Regions from separate parts of the Homo sapiens genome. Here region 1 is linked to region 2. Evidence: read pairs that join two places in POLR2A ChIA-PET (ENCODE). Cell type or tissue: A673. All regions are shown on one strand. Links, peaks and the distances in the headings refer to the core of each region. The heading gives the core; the rest is flanking DNA. Region 1 overlaps NIM1K (NIM1 serine/threonine protein kinase). Region 2 overlaps PAIP1 (poly(A) binding protein interacting protein 1).

What was found. Peaks named below come from ENCODE experiments on the same cell type or tissue, not always from the same donor. Only the 100,000 strongest peaks of a DNase experiment are listed, where the experiment ranks them.
Region 1: POLR2A ChIA-PET joins it to region 2 with 5 read pairs; 2 of 35 experiments call an interaction of 5 or more read pairs at or near these places.

The regions. Positions count from the first base shown.
Region 1 is chr5:43,224,819-43,230,203 of GRCh38, reverse strand. All of the region lies in intron 1 of NIM1K (NIM1 serine/threonine protein kinase), which reads right to left. Among named protein-coding and RNA genes, the nearest start is that of NIM1K, 35 kb to the right of the region's middle. In A673, for the core only: no CTCF peak of the experiment used is centred there; a DNase peak (open chromatin) is centred at 2,403.
Region 2 is chr5:43,537,853-43,543,237 of GRCh38, reverse strand. PAIP1 (poly(A) binding protein interacting protein 1) reads left to right here. Exons shown (of 11, transcript NM_006451.5): 4 at 122-234; 5 at 4,203-4,314. Among named protein-coding and RNA genes, the nearest start is that of PAIP1, 17 kb to the left of the region's middle. In A673, for the core only: no CTCF peak of the experiment used is centred there; no DNase peak of the experiment used is centred there.

The DNA.
Region 1 (5,385 bases), core at 377-5,376, 310 kb after region 2:
CTTGTATATTATGATGTGAGAGATATAAGATTCTATCTTCTTTAAGCCTTTATTGTTTCAACTTTTGTTATGGCAACCCAATGTTTGTGCAAGAGGGCTTTCATTTCTTACTCCATTTGTTTCTGGGTTGTTTGAAGGTTTTATAACATGTATAACTAGTTTTATAACTTGAAATTTATATGTAATTGGTATCTGTTTATCTATAGGTAAAGGTAGAGATATTTCAAAGGAAGTCTTCGCTCTTAAAGAAAAAAAAAAAGAGGCTAAAATTAGGCTGGGCTTGGTGGCTCACACCTGTAATCCCAGCACTTTGGGAGGCCAAGGTGGGTAAATCACGAGGTCAGGAGTTCGAGACCCTGGCCAACATAGTGAAACCCCATCTCTACTAAAAATACAAAAATTAGTTGGGCATGGTGGCATGAGCCTGTAGTCCCAGCTACTCAGGAGGCTGAGGCAGAAGAATCACTTGAACTCAGGAGGCAGAAGTTGCAGTGAGCTGAGATGGTGCCACTGCACTCCAGCCTGGGCAACAGAGCCAGACTCCATCTCAAAAAAAAAAAAAAGGCTAAAATTTAAAAAAGAAAAAAAAGATACAGATATAGGTTGATATTCATGAATATGTATAAATAGAGACAGATTTTATCTGTCTTGTCTACATCTATCTGTATAGCCTATAAAGGTTTAGATAGGTAGATATAAAGTACAGTGGACCAATGACAGAGATTCCTGATTTTAGTTTTCTGATACATCAAGGTATTTCCAATTATTTATACCTTCAGGCAAATTAAATTAAAGAATCTTTTTTTTTTTTTTTTTTTTGAGATGGAGTTTTGCTCTTGTAGCCCAGGCTGGAGTGCAATGGCGCGATCTCAGCTCACTGCAACCTCCACCTCCCAGTTCAAGCGATTCTCCTGCCTCAGCCTCCTGCGTACCTGCGATTACAGGCTCCTGCCACCACGCCCGGCTAATTTTTGTATTTTTAGTAGAGACGGGGTTTTGCCATGTTGCCCAGGCTAGCCCTGAACTCAGGTCAGCCTCATGTGATCCACCTGCCTTGGCCTCCCAAAGTGCTGGAATTACAGGCATGAGCCACCACACCTGGCCCAAAAGTCTTTATTGAGGACTGGTCATGTTAAAGAAACTAAGGTGAAGCAAGTAAGCGTGTTATTGTTTTAAAAAGTACTATATTCACTTGTGAGTAGCAAATTAATTTCGACAAAACAGTATCATCTATATTTTTCATGTAATACTGTTAATCTAAATTTCATTGGTTTGAAGGTTTTTTTGTGTGCTTAACTCAGTAAAATTCGTTTTGCTTTATATGTATACGAGCTTTAAGGAAAAGAAAGTTAATTAATTAATTAATTGTTTTTGAGACACGGTCTCATTCTGTCACCCAGGCTGGAGTACAGTGGAACGATCTCAGTTCACTGCAACCTCCACCTCCTGGTCTCAAGAGAGCCTCCCACCTCAGCCTCCCAAGTAGCTGGGATCACAGATGTGCCCTGCCACACCTAGCTGATTTTTAGGGTTTTTTTTTTTGTAGAGACAGGGTTTTGCCATGTTGGCCAGGCTGGTCTTGAATTCCTGGGTTCAAGCGATCTGCCTGCCTCAGCCTCCCAAAACGCTGGGATTACAGGAGTGAGCCACAGCACCTGGTTGGGAAAATAAATTTAAACTGGAGTTTTATATTTGTACATTTTCAGTATCTTTAATGTAAAATTTTTGTTTATGTTTATTTACAATAAAACAGGTCTCGGCCGGGTGCGGTGGCTCAGGCCTGTAATCCCAAGACTTTGGGAGGCTGAGGTGGGCGGATCACGAGGTCAGGAGATCGAGACCATCCTGGCTAACACGGTGAAACCCTGTCTCTACTAAAAATACAAAAAATTAGCCAGGTGTGGTGGCGGGCACCTGTAGTCCCAGCTACTCGGGAGGCTGAGGCAGAAGAATGGCGTGAACCCAGGAGGCAGAGGTTGCAGTGAGCCAAGATTGTGCCACTGCACTCCAGCCTGGGCGACAGAGCGAGACTCCAAGTCAAAAAAAAAAAAGGTCTCAACCAAGGAGTTATGAGAATTTAATTCCTTTAAAAGTTATCAGTAAATGACACAGTTTTGAGAAACTGTGCTTCTGAGGGAGATTCCCCCAAATTAAACAACCAAGTGAGGTCATGGAATAATATACACTCAGGGTCAGAACATGGTTACAGTCTCAGCTTTCCCACGAAATGTCTTTGTGACCTTGAGCCAGTCTTTTCCACTCTCTAGGTTCAGTATCTTTACTGGCAAGTGAGAATGTTGGAACCTATGATGTTTACAGATCATTCCAGCCCTGCCCTTCTGAGATCCTGGATTAGACAATATGGGGTGAATTCCAAAACATTTGTGAAAAAAACCCTTAAGTCCAAGTGTCACATTGCCCCCTTCTGGACCTTTGTAGTATCCACATGGATGAGATTAATAAAACCCATAAAAATAATAAAAGCCCATAATAAATAATAAATTTTTTAAAAACTCATAATAAACCCTAGATGGACTTGTGAAATAGCATAGCCCAATTCCCTTTCTCCCCTCAGACAACCTAGAAAGTCATATTTGAAGGTTCTCTACTAGAAATGTTAGAGGACAACCCAGGAGAGGAAAAAGGGCAAAGGGTAGCAAAGGAGTGGGAAACACAGGGATATGGAAGACGGGTTGGATTCAAGAGAGTTTTACACAGTTCTATCTCCAGCTATTCCTCTAGTATAAGAAATATTGTTAGCTATCTATTATCAAGTGCTTACTATGTGCCAAGAACCGATTCTTTTATTTTATTTTTTATTTTTATTTTATTATTTTTTTCTTTTGAAACGGAGTCTCGCTCTGTCTCCAGGCTGGAGTGCAATGGCGCAATCTCGGCTCACCGCAACCTCTGCCTCCCAGGTTCAAGCGATTCTCCTGCCTCTGCCTCCCGAGTAGCTGGGATTACCAGCATGCGCCACCATGCCGGGCTAATTTTGTATTTTTAGTAGAGACAGGGTTTCTCCATGTTGGTCAGGCTGGTCTTGAACTCCTGACCTCAGGTGATCCGCCTTCCTCGGCCTCTCAAAGTGCTGGGATTACAGGCATGAGCCACTGCGCCCGGTGAACCAATTCTTTTAAAATCCTCCCAGCAACTCTTCCAGCTAGGCACGGATTATCTGTGCCCCAAATGGAACCTGCTTGTTCTCACAATCTTGACCCTTTTCCACTCTGTCCAAGTCATCCCCATACTGTGAGGACGGCTCCTGCCCCCACTGCCTTCTAGAGGCCTTCTTTGACTACTTCAGACTACTTTGACTACCACACTCACATTTCCCTCTGCTACTATCCTGTGCCACTTGAGATCTGTATCCCATAATCTGGTCCTTGACTTCATATCTTTCTAGCTCATTTGTGTGAGTTAAGCCTCCTCACAAGCTGTCCTTGAGAGCAGGGTCCATGCACTGAGGGGTTCATCCACCCACTCTACCTGCCATCACAGGCATCATGCTGAGTGCATTATACTTGACACTCAGAAGATGACTTTATCTTCACCATGTCCTCCATCTAGTTCCTCTTTAGGAAAAACTACTGTCCTTTGGGGAGTAATCTCTCATATTTACTTTAAAGTATGAGAACTAAACTTCTGATTTTCTTCTCCAGACTTGTTCCTCTCACGGTTTTCCCCATATTGGTAAATGGCAAGACATCCTTCTAGCTGAAGCCAAACATCCTCACTCCTCTTTCTCTCTCATACACCAATCTGTCAGCAAATCCCATTGGCTCTACCTTCAAAATATTTCCAGAACACAGTCATTTACCATCAAGTGTAAGCCACTACTGGCTTTTGATCCTGTTACAGTTACAGCCTCTGTCCTTCCCTGCCTCCTGCCCACCTTTAACAGGGTTTGTTTCTAACAAAGCATCCAGAAAGATCCTTCTAAAAATATCACATCATGTCACTTCTCTACTCAAAACCCTTTGATGGCTTCCCATCTCACTTAGAGTAAAAGCTAAAACCCTTAAAAGGGCATTCAAGGCCCTGCCCAATATGGTCCCCATCCTTCCTAAAGTCATTCTCAATCACACCCTTGAAACTACACTCCAGCCATGCTGGTCTCCTCCACTCTTACTTGAAGGCACCAGTCATGCTCCTACGTTCTGCAAATTCCTACTGCTCCTTTAAGACTCATTTCAGTGATACTTCTTTCAGGAAGCTTCCCTCACTGACCCACTCACCATAAACCATGTAGAGTTCTCTTTTGTACTTCCAACACCTGCAGTTAACATTGTGGTTTTCTCCACAACTTTGTACAGTTATGACTTTTATATCAGGCTGTCTCTCTTGTCAGGCTGTCAGCTTCTTAAGGGTGGTGACCCTTTTTGACTTTGAAGACAAATAAGGAAGCAAATACTATGAAGATAACAAGCAGTTTTCTGGCCATCACAGAGAGGTTATATACGCTACTGAAATGAATGGCAGAAGCACATCCTGGGATGTGGATGGAAGCCTGGTGCCTCTTGAGTGGCTTCATTGGCTTCACTGTATGACTGAAGATCCTCCTATAAAATCACCTATTGCTAGTAAATTTATTTGGACAAGCCATAAATTCACTGTGAGTAGCACCCCAGAATATGTACTTTATTCAACCACTAGAAAGATTCAGAAGAAGGTCCCACCTTCAAAACCTTCAAGTAAAGACAATGAACCATAATTTAAGCATGTGAAACATGGGACTTTTCATGAAACTGCATAAAATTTTACTGCTTACGAGTAACTTAATTAAAATTGTTCAACTTAAAAAAAAAGAAAATAACTTTTATCTGAGGAATGCAAGTCCTTTTAATTGTTAGGTCCAGAGAGAGGTATCAAAATAAGACAGTAATCACACCTTTTTGAGCTATGTAGTTATCTTTTTTTTTTTTTTTTTTTTTTTTTTTTTTGGAAAGAGGGTCTCTTTCTGTTGCCCAGGCTGGAGTGTAGTGGTGCAATATGCAATCATCTGTTGACACTGCTTGCTATTGCCACAATTAGCTAAAAACTAAACTAATAATTCCACACTGGCCACTATAACCCTGACACTGTAGCTTAAGAATATATAGTCAATCGCTAATCAATGTTATTTCTGTAAATGAATGAGAATTCCTGGAAAACAACTTTGTATCAGCCCACTCTTTTTGTATCTGTCCCCCTTTTAAAAATCCACTTGTGGCCAGGCGCAATGGCTTAGGCCTGTAATCCCGGCACTTTGGGAGGCCAAGGCAGGTGGATCACAAGGTCAGGGGTTCAAGATCAGCCTGGCCAAGATGGTGAAATCCCATCTCTATTAAAAATACAAAAATTAGCTGGGTGTGATGGTGGACGCCTGTAATCGCAGCTACTTGG
Region 2 (5,385 bases), core at 111-5,110:
AAGACTTGTATATATGGTCAGTTTGGGGAGTCAATTTTTTCTTCTTTAGAATGTTGCTGTTAAGTATTTACATTAATAATGATGTACCTATGTCATATAACACTTTTCTTCTTTTTAAAAGGCCACATCTATCCCAAATTTCTCTTATATGGGAGCTCGCCTGTGTAATTACCTGTCCCATCATCTGACAATTAGCCCACAGAGTGGCAACTTCCGCCAATTGCTACTTCAAAGGTCAGTGTAAATGTGAAATTAAAGGAAAACTACTTCTAAATATACTAGAATTTGACCATTCCTCAGACCATATATTATAAAAAGCTGCAGGAAAGAATAGGGCAGCCTATTCTTATGTGCATTATATTTGAAGTTTATAGTTCAGTATACCAGTCTTTTTTCTGTAATGGTCTGTGAATTTGGTTTTGTGTTTAGAAAGATCTTTCCTTTTCCAAGATCTTAAAAATAAACACTTATGTAATTCTTATTACTTTGGTAGCTTTGGTTTGAATAAGGATCTAATTTTATTTAGATTAGAATAAAAGTGAATAATCCATTTTTCCTTATTGATTTGAATTGCCACTTTTATCACACTTGCATTATTTGGGTTTTGATTCTGGATTTTCATTCCATTTATCACTTATTCTGTTCCTTTTTATTACCATACAATTCATACAATAGCTATTAAAAAGCTTTTTTTTTTTTTTTTTGAGATGGAGTCTCACTTTGTCTCCCAGGCTGGAGTGCAGCGGCACGCTCTTGGCTCACTGCAACCTCTGCCTCCCACAGGTTCAAGTGATTTTCCTGCCTCAGCCTACCCAGTAGCTGGGACTACAGGCACCCGCCACCATGCCCGGCTAATTTTTGTATTTTTAGTAGAGACGGGTTTCACCATGTTGGCTAGGCTGGTCTCAAACTCCTGATCTCATGTGATCCACCCACCTCAGCCTCCCAAAGTGCTGGGATTACAGGCATGAGCCACCCTGCACTGCCAAAAGCTATCATTTTTAAAAATATCTTAGGGTAATTAGTTTTTTGTTCTTTTGTGGGATTTTTTTTTTTTTTTCCGAGACCGAGTCTTGCTCTGTCACCCAGGCTGGAGTGCAGTGGCTCAGTCTTGGCTCACTGCAACCTCTACCTCTGAGGCTCAAGCGATTCTCGTGCCTCAGCCTCCCCAGTAGCTGGGATGATGGGTGCGTACCACCATGCCCAGCTAATTTTTGTATTTTTAGTAGAGATGGGGTTCACCATGTTGGCCAGGCTGGTCTCGAACTCCTGACCTCAAGTGATCCGCCCACCTCAGCCTCCCAAAGTGCTGGGATTACAGGCGTGAGCCACCACGCCCAGCCTGTCAAATATTCTTTGCTATGCTTGTTTCGTCTAATGAACTTTAGAATCAGTGTTTGAAATTACACAAGTCTTGCTAGTATGTTAGATATTTTGGAGATAATACTCAATTTATAAGCTAATTTAGAGAAAACTAGTTTTCTTATAATTTGATGTCTTCAGTAACAAGGTTATCTTCAAGTTTATTATAGTTCGTCCATTAGTTTTTTAAGTGACTTTTAATGATTGCAAAGCATTCCATTGTGTGGTTAAACTGCAGTGGAACAGAATAAAGATTCTAGAAGTAGACCCCAGAGACCCTTGAAAATTCAAGCTTTTGATAAAAAGGATAAATTGTGCTGGTAGCATAACTGGATAGTCATTTGGGAAAAAAAGATGAGTTCCCATCTCACTCTCTGTGCTGAAATCCCAAATATGTCAGAGACTTATTAAAAGTGAAATGATAGGTGGGGCACAGTGGCTCATGCCTGTAATCCCAGTACTTTGGGAGGCTGAGGTGGGCGGCTCACGAGTTCAGGAGATTGAGGCCATCCTGGCTAACATGGTGAAACCTCATCTTTACTAAAATAACAAAAAAAAACCCTAAAAATACAAAAAAAAAAAAAAAAGCTGGGCGTGGTGGCGGGTACCTTTAGTCCCAGCTACTTGGGAGGCTGAGGCAGGAGAATGGCGTGAACCCGGGAGGCGGAGCTTGCAGTGAGCAGAGATCGCGCCACTGCACTCCAGCCTGGGTGACAGCCAGACTCCGTATCAAAAATAATAATAATAATGAAAATACTTGGAATAGCGCCAAATAGATATAGATACAGTTTGGAAAAATACAAATGTCAAAGTTATAAAAAGATATCTAACCATACTTATAATTAAAGAAACACAAATTATAGCTTCTGTAAAGATTCAGAGTGGGTACTTGTAGGCGGTAGGACGCCAGGAATGCTCACTCATATTTTTCAGTGCTTCTCACCCCCGGCTGTGCCTTAGAGTTACCTAGATACTTAAAGCCGAGATCCTGTCTGAACCCTTTGAAATTCTGGTGTAATTAGACGAGGTGGAGCTAGGACATGGTTTTTTAAAGCTTCCCAAGTGATTCTACTGTATAGCTATGATTGAGACCCACTCTTCTCATTGACTGTTACCCACCATATGTGCTTCTGTAGTACTGTAATCCTGTCAATAATAATGTAGAGAAATACTAGTGAGCTAACAAGTAAAAAGCAAAGCATAATTCTGCTACCTCTTTAAAAAATATATACATACTTTGAAAAAGATGGAACGGAAGTTACCTTCACAGCAGTTATCTCTTGTTTTTAGTAGTAGTGCAGGTGACTTTGTTCTTTATACTTTTTCTGTTTTAACCTTTCCAAAATAAACATACATTGCTTTTATAATTGAAAATCTTTAGCTTAAAAATTTGACTTTTCACCTAGTCAATTATGTAGGTATTTGTTTGCATGTACATAATCATATCCTAACGTACAGTCTGTCATAGCATTTTATGAAAAAAAAAGTTATTTCATCAACTCTTACCGACAAAGTTGTAACAGAAAAGCAGCCAACAGGTGTTTTTAAATAACTGATTTGGCATTAATTAACTGATCTCTTCCATTATTAACCAGAATGTACTATCTATAAATATCCCAACTTTTTTCTGATGAGGAATTTAATATGTACAAGATGATAACAAATATCTTACCACATTTGACTTAAACAGAAGATGTTGCTCAGTTAATATACCTCGTAAACATTGGAATTGGCCACGTAAGCACAGTAAGCTGTGCTGGGGTTTCGTGGTTGGCAAACTGACCCAGAGTCAATTACTGAACAAGAGGTAATTTATTTTTTCTTTGTTAAAAATTGTTTACAAAGTCAACCTAAACTGGCTGCGTGGAAACCATTCAGTACCCATAGCTTTTCCCTTTGTCTTGAAAAGGAAAACTGTCAAAACCAGTTTTGTGAAGCAAGTTACTTTCCCAGAGTTTTCTCACCTTATCAATAAAGATTACAAATACTTAATAACAAAATGATAAACTTTTACAGTCCATTTAAAAAATCTATGTTAGTAACAATATCTGACACTGTAGTTCACTTATGAAGGCAGTGACAGGATTATTGTGCCTAGTTTAGTTACCTTGTAGGAACTATGACTGACAATAAGCTCCAAGAAGAGGATTTCTTCTTTTTCTCCTCTGTGTGAAGCAAATGGGTCAAGTCAGGGGCAAAGAGAGCAAGGAAAAATCAGTTATTTGAAGCTGTCAGTCTCATTGGAAATAGAAAACAAGTCCGGTGCTTTCTATATTGTGGTTTTAATGGGGGAATTTTTTCCTCACATTAGTACTTCTCTGATACGTATAATGGAAATTACAAGAATAATGGACTTAAAAACAATTCATTTTATTTTCAGTTGGAGGTTGTGTGTGTGTGTGTGTGTGTGTGTGTGTGTGTGTATTTAAAGATCCTTTTCAAAGTTGTAGTATTAAAAAAAAAATTACAGAGACAATTTGGGTAAAATCAGTGCTTTCTTAGTAAAAAACCTATAAGACAAGGTGAGGCTCTCTCTCCCCTCTTTGGGCTGCCAGTATGCTGTGAATCAGATTACACCTATGTTGCTTAAACATATTAAATTTGATAAAAATCGTTGAAAATAAAACTATCAGTTTTTTCAAACTGGGAGACTTAGTATGAAAAGATGGTGTATATTCTAGCCTCTTCAATAGTCAGGAACAGTTTCTTTATTGTAGAAAGAGCATTGGGACATTGTCCTTGCCTCTTGCTGTGGACAACCAAACTGACAAATGGTTATTTTGTTTGACTATTTAAAAAGCAAAGCAATGTGAGATTATAAAAGATATGTCTTTAATTAGATGTCGGACTGAATATGAAGTTAAAGATCAAGCTGCAAAAGGGGATGAAGTTACTCGAAAACGATTTCATGCATTTGTACTCTTTCTGGGAGAACTTTATCTTAACCTGGAGGTGAGAAGTTTTTCTTTTGTTAAGTACTAACAAGGCCTGAGAACATAAGTTGATCTCAATGAGGAATTTGTGTTCACATTGTACTTTTACAACATTAAGAGTGAAATGAAAGAGAGAGGAAAGAAAACATGTTTCGGCACCTGCTAGTGTCTGTGGTTTACTGGACCGTCTGTCCATAACATTTACTCATGGACAGAATGTTAGGAAATAATTACTGAGGTAAAAATCTGCGTACTTTTAGGAAGCTGTGGTTTACATGCAAATTTAAGTTCTTGAGATATCAACAGTGATACCTTTTTGAGTTCTTACATCTTATATATTAATACATTTAGTATGTTGACTTTCAGATGGTGGCTCAAAGCAGTTTACTCTGCAGAACTCTGAGTGAAAAGAGAGACTAGAGTCTCTCTAGGCTTTTCACTCTAATTCACCCAAATAGTTTTTTAAAAATATTTTTTTAATTGACAAAAATTATATCTTTATGGTACACAACACTTTGATATATGCATACATCGTAGAATGGCTAAATCAAGCTATTTAACATATGCATTACTTGACATACTTTTTTGTGTTAAGAACACTTAAAATTTTTAGCAGTTTTCATGTATACAATATATTGTTAACTATAGTCATCATGGTGTACAAGAGATCTCTTGAACTTATTCCCCCTAAATGAAATTCTGTGTCCTTTGACCAACATCTCCCCAATACCCCAACCCCTAAGAATAGTTCTTTTTTGTCCTATTTTATATATTAATCTTCCACATAAAAATGCATTTGTACAAAGTCTACAGCTAAACGTATTTATAAATTTGGGTGGTATACTTAAGTATATGCTTGTTAGTAGGCAATAGAAGTGCTGGATTCAGCACGGCATTATTACTGTGTAATAGATTTGCTTGATTTTTTTTTTTTTTTTTTTTTTTTGGGTGGGGACAGTCTCGCTCTGTCACCCAGGCTGGAGTGCAGTGACGTGATCTCGGCTCACTACAACCTCCGCCTCCCGGGTTCAAGCGATTCTCCTGCTTCAGCCTTCTGAGCAGCTGGGATTACAGGCACGTACCACTATGC